Regions from separate parts of the Mus musculus genome. Here region 2 is linked to region 1. A link is a loop called in an ENCODE intact Hi-C map of the cell type or tissue named here. Cell type or tissue: left cerebral cortex. All regions are shown on one strand. Each heading gives the region's core, and the rest is flanking DNA. Links, peaks and the distances in the headings are about the cores only.

Region 1 (2,913 bases), core at 138-2,637:
CCCTCGGGCCTGGGGCCAAGGAGAAGGAAGAGTCAATTGGTTCAGTTGAAAGCTCTGAAGGGATTTGAGGCCCCAGGAAGTCAGACAGAATGCTAAGACTAGGAAGAGGAAAGAACAAAGAGCCACAGAGACCCAGGTCTCTCTCTACCCCAACCTAACCTAACCCATACCTGCTTAACTGAGGAGGTGGGGGTCAAAGTTCCGTGAGGATGCCAGAGGAGATCAGTCCCTTCCTGTTGGGTCACGCACTTAGTGAGACCCCTTTCCTAACCCCCACCTCAATATTTTGTAGCGTGACTGCAGTCAAAATGTCAGTATACAGGCTACATTCTTTTCTATAACATGAGGACCAATATAATCCCAAGTTCCTCTGGGGGTGCTGTCAGGAGCCAGTTCCTTGCAGTGCAGGACTGGTGGCCCACATTTTTTGCTGGCTGCAAGCCAAGGTGCTCTCAGCGCCTGGAGACCGCCCACATGCCTTCTTACCATGGTCCCTGTACTGTGAAGCCAGCAGGCACAGCTAGTCCCCAGCATACATTGAAATTCTGACTTTCTTCTGTTCAGAAGACAGAAAAGACGCTGTGCTTTTAAAAGAACTGGATCATCATGTCTCGAGGTCTGCTATGCCGTAGAACCCAACAAAACCACGAAAGTGATGGCTTTCTATTTGGCAGTTCTAAAGATTTAGGTGTGGGGATCCGAGGATCCATTTTAGGATTGTGCTTTCCACAACTTAGTCCAAGCAGAAACACTGTCAGGGCCAGCCACGCCTGTTAGTGGCCATTGCCCCACCCCCAACCCCTAGCCAGATCCACTTAGGCCAAGTCCAGCTTTGGCATTGGTCACAGCTCCAGTGTACCTGACAGCTTCCTACTGAAACTTCTCCACCTCCCTCTCTGGTACTGGGGTGTGAGCAACTTGACTCTGCGCCCAGGAAATGTTTAAGAGCTGATTACGAGCTAGTCTACTCTTTCTAGCTTCTCAGGCCAAACAGCTGTGGAGTAGTTCAGGGTTTTAGGTCCTTTCCCCTGAAGAACATGAGAAATCCACGCTGTTGGGCCTGAAATGAATATCTGAGAAAATGACAGTGTGAAAGCCTCACCCCCTTGAAGCCCCTCCTCACTGCAGTGTCCGCTACCATCCTCTCCTGATCCCTCAGTCCCTGCTCATGGAACCCACACATATACACACCCCTAAATCAAAAGCAAGAACAAGAAAACCCAGAGAGAGGAGTCATGGAAAGCAAAAGATCCAGGGCTACAGAGATGGCTCAAGCCTGCCAACCTGAGGTGAATCCTTGAACTAATGTAAAGGTGGAGGGAGAGAACTGATTCCACAAAGCTGTGCTCTGACCTTTATGTACAACACACACACACACACACACACACACACACACACACACACCAAACATGCATAATAACTAACATTTTCAATTAAAATGTATTTTAAATCCTAAGAAAAGAAAACTGGGAAATGCCGATCTCTCCCAGAGTATTCTAGCCTTCCAGGGCCTCCTCAGGGTCTAGGGTCTGTTATAGCATGGCCAGTCTCTTGCCATCTCCCTCTGCCTTCTGCCTCGCACCCTGCAACCACAAGAAGGAGAGAGAGCTATGTGTCCCTGGCCAGGAGTCTGGTGGGGCCAGACAGGCAACAGGCAGGTGGGTAGAACATGTCCCCTGTTGCCCAAAGGCTGGGCACAAAGGTCTTCAGTGATGAATTATTCACTGGAACTGTGCTAAGTGCAGAATTAATCCCTTTCCTTCCAGCTGGCGGCCTCACTAAATTATCCCTCCAAGTCATGCGGGAAAACGCTGCCGAATTCATTTAGCTGCTGAGTGTTTTGATCTGGGCCTTGTGATTTTGCTCCCCCTTTCCGTAGCCCCCTTCCCCTGGAGGTGGGGTGGAAAAAAAAGCTTTTAGTAATGGATTTCTAAGAAGAAAGGAAAAGAAAAGAGACCAAGATAAGGTGTGTACCAGGAAAAAAAAATTGCTAGCAGAAATTCAGAGGAGCATCTGAGAATTTGTACACAGAGGTTCTACACACGTCTACACGTTCACGCAGCCACACATGAGTGTTTACACAGGGGCCGTCATGTATACACAGATATACACATGCACACATCTCTTCCATTGTGCATGCATTTAATGCATGTGTACACATACATCCAAGTGTGTGAAATGACAGACGTTTTCACACCTGTGTTGGCACACACATAATCTCCCTGTAGCTCAGCTTGGTGACTCCATCTGAGAAGTGACCAAAAAGTGACTCACTTTGATTCTACAATGTTGAAGAGCAATTTAGGGACGTGACTGCTAATGCTGCTGCAAACGGACTAATAATCTGTCGGGTTCTTTTAGCGGCGACAGCCACCTCTTCATCCTGTCTGGTTATACAGGTCTAAGTTGCATCTCCTACATGCCAGACACTGGCCAGGTCAAACCTTTTCCACATGACCTTGTGGATTGAAGTGTGGGCATGCCCTGTGGCTAGAAAGCCCATGCACCCCAAGGTACATTGATTCAGTTAATTTTGGACATGGCCCTCACCTAGTGTAGACACAGGCTCTTTTGCTATCTTCCCACTAAGGGTTAAAAGAAGAGCGTTGAAAATTGGTTATGGAGTCAGGTGATGATTCAGGTGAATCTAAAAAGGTCCTCTTCCTGTATCCCCATCACCTTAAAAGCACCATTATCCCCCCCACAACCTCAAACGTGCATCAGCTGTGCTGGGGTTAAGGGATAGTACATTAAACAAGGCCAAGAAAAAAAGAAAAAGTTCTTCCCTTCATAGAGATCAGGAATGGAGAATAGAACGAACGTGAAGGTTTGTGAGCAGATACCAGTTCATGATGCACACACAGCCTCATGACCCTTGAGATGGTAAGTCCAGACTCCCTAGAAAGGCAGTTT
Region 2 (2,913 bases), core at 323-2,822, 110 kb before region 1:
GGAAGGAAGGAAGGAAGGAAGGAAGGAAGGACTTGCTGGATTTAAGAAACAGAGAAGTTGGGAGAGTTTGTGCCTGGTCCATCCTTGGCCCAGTTTGTAGCTGTCACCACCAATGATTCCAGAAATATATCCTGCTCTATCAGAAATGAATGCAGTCACTAGGTGGGCAAACTGAAGTTACTTCTGAGTCATGAGAGTTATGTCCTTAGATATCTCTTCTCTCTCTCTCTCTCTCTGTCTCTCTCTCTGGACTGGGTGAATATGAAGCCCTCACATATGCTAGACAAGTGTTCTTCTACCACTGAGTTACATCACAGTTAACTTGGTTAAGTTTTATTTCAAAACAATCTCATTTTGTCACCCAGGCTTGTGGCCTTGAAGTCACTCTGCAGCCCAAGCAGGTCTTAGATAGAACTTTGCACCTCTCATAGCTGGTGTTACAGCCTAGCTAAAGCAAAGCTCTAAGGCTCTGCCGCCGCAGCAGCTGCTGACTGGTTCACAGTAACTGAGTCCATATGGCCAACTGTGACAGCATCACAGGAAGCTAAAATAACTGCTTAGAAATAAAAAAAATATATATTGCCAGAGACTCAAGTGACTCAAGGCCTTGCTTTCTCATGTTTATTACTTCATCCAGGTCTTGCCACTGTGTGTGTGTGTGTGTGTGTGTGTGTGTGTGTGTGTGTGTGTGTGTGTGTGAGAGAGAGAGAGAGAGAGAGAGAGAGAGAGAGAGAGATATTGGGATTCTCAGCCTTTGGCTTATCCTGGTGACAGGCAGGAAGCTGAGCTATAAGCCTAAGCCACAGCGTTCTTGAAGAAGCTAAGTCAACAAAAATCCCAAGCCACTCCCCGCTCCATCCCCTCTCTCCTCTCAACCCCAGTCCTAGCATGCAGTCTGTTCCCAGCCCTGGCGGCTTAGCTGTATCTTGTTATCTTTTCATCACTCCTGACCAGCTCTGCACTATTTCTGGATCAGTATCTGCCCACCAACAAGCTAGACATCTCTGCTACCTTTCTGGTATTCCTAATTATGCCCTAGAAGCATGGAAAAATGACATTGCTCAACAGAACCAACATCGTACTTAGGGAAAAAAAATTAACAAAACCCCAGACTGGGCAAAGTAGACTGGGAATACATGAATGTTGCCAGTCAGTTATATCACAGGCCCCAGTCCTGATCCTCCCCACCCAAGTGACTTAGTTGTTTTGGAAAGCTTTTGCAATCATGTATGCATCTTTAAGTATTATTACAGTCTGACCTCCTTAATACTGATGGGCGACTCTTCCCTTTGGTTAAGAAATCACTTAAATCCAGTTTTTATCTGATTAGTTCTTCTCTGTCACACCGACCAGCTAGGACCAATGCAATTATCCAGCAATGGGGAGCATATCCCCTTCAGCTGGATGATGTTTGGGGTTTGGACTACAGGCCAAACATTACTAATATCCAACCGGCCTTGCTGTGGCTAGCCTGTGGCTTGGTGGCCCATCTTTCTCAGGAAAATTTTCCAAAGGCATGCTCTGCCTGCTTGTTCCCAGGCTGGTGCGTGGTACAGCAGCACCCTTGCAAGCCTAGCAACTAAACAGAACACAGTTTTCCCCGTGGATAGTTGACAACAGGAGTCATCAGATCTGTGTGCCCAGCTGTTCCCTCTGCCGTGATGTAGGCTCATCATAGGAAGCTGAAGCTGCTTGCCCTCCCCACCCCCACCCACCCCAGCATGGAGTTTTGTGCTAGTGAAACCCTGAGGTCACTAATAGCCTCCAGTCACGTGGAAAGCCGGGACTGGTAGGATGATTACATCACCTCCCACTTTCCCATTTGCACAGCTGAATAGCTGTGCATCAGCCTAGGAAAGTCACCCTGAGAGCTAGCTCCCATCTAGGGAGGTGACCCACTCCTGCTTACCTCAAGAGATGCTTGTCTGCCATCCTTGGAGTGGGAGGAGTCCAACCTGGGCTTGTGCTGCAGCCTTGCCCCTGGCAGGGAGGGGTCTGTTCTCCAGTATGGATATGGATCACCATAGGCTAGGATGAGATGGTTACATCTGAACCAACAAGCAGGCATTCTACAGTAAACCACAGGGATTTTGGTTCTGTCATTCAGAAAGGCACTGATGAATGCCCTGTTGAAAACATCAGATTTTTGTGCTTGGTTGATGTCCCTAGGAGGCCTGCTCTTTTCTGGGGACTGGTGAGGAGATGGGGAGGGGAAACTGCAGCCAGGATGTATTCTATGTGAGAAGAAACATTTTTAACAATTTAAGCCGGGTCGTGGTGACGCACCCCTTTAATCCCAGCACTTGGGAGGCAGAGGCAGGTGGATTTCTGTGTTCGAGGCCAGCCTGGTCTACAGAATGAGTTCCAGGACAGCCAGGGCTACACACAGAAACCCTGTCTCAAAAAACAAAACAAAACAAAACAAAAAGATTAAAGGAAGGAAACAGGTGGCCCTAGTGTCTGAGTATATCACACCAGTGATCTCTCTTACCATATTGCTTCTTTGATGCTCTAGAAAATGGAGTGTAAGTGGGATTCACAGCTTGTAGCTAAAACACTGCGAGGGAACTAAACAGGACACTTGGATAATATTGGGGTCCAGCTTCCCCTGGTCTGTGAGTTATTTCAACAATCACACGTGCATAGTCTGCAATAGGTTGGATGGCAGCAACATGTTTTTCATAGCTCCTGGGTATTTTCATCTGAAAAATAGTTTCGAGTTTGGGCTGGGTTGTGATTAATCGGATACAAACAGAAGTTACCTGGGAAGAGACAATGTCTGTTGAGGGACTGGCTCCATCACATTGGCCTATGGGCCTGTCTATGGGGTGTTTCCTTAATTGTTCCTTGATGTAAGAGGGTCCAGCTCACAGTAGGTGATGGCAACCCTACAGAAGTGGGTGTATAAGAAAG

What was found. Hi-C counts contacts between places; a loop is a spot of excess contacts. Peaks named below come from ENCODE experiments on the same cell type or tissue, not always from the same donor. Only the 100,000 strongest peaks of a DNase experiment are listed, where the experiment ranks them.
Region 2: it touches region 1 in a loop (6-fold over the local background); 3 of 42 quality-filtered maps call a loop at or near these places.

Annotation. Positions count from the first base shown.
Region 1 is chr9:58,064,505-58,067,417 of GRCm38, reverse strand. All of the region lies in intron 10 of Ccdc33 (coiled-coil domain containing 33), which reads left to right. It also overlaps a transcript of Stra6 not described here. Among named protein-coding and RNA genes, the nearest start is that of Gm16130, 34 kb to the right of the region's middle. In left cerebral cortex, for the core only: CTCF peaks have their summits at 381 and 1,283; DNase peaks (open chromatin) are centred at 474, 884, 1,209 and 1,799; H3K27ac peaks cover 1,996 bases.
Region 2 is chr9:58,173,857-58,176,769 of GRCm38, reverse strand. Gm39344 (a long non-coding RNA gene) reads right to left here and starts at 2,181. Exons shown (of 3, transcript XR_870787.2): 1 at 1,910-2,181. In left cerebral cortex, for the core only: no CTCF peak of the experiment used is centred there; DNase peaks (open chromatin) are centred at 499, 880, 1,631 and 1,850; H3K27ac peaks cover 2,272 bases.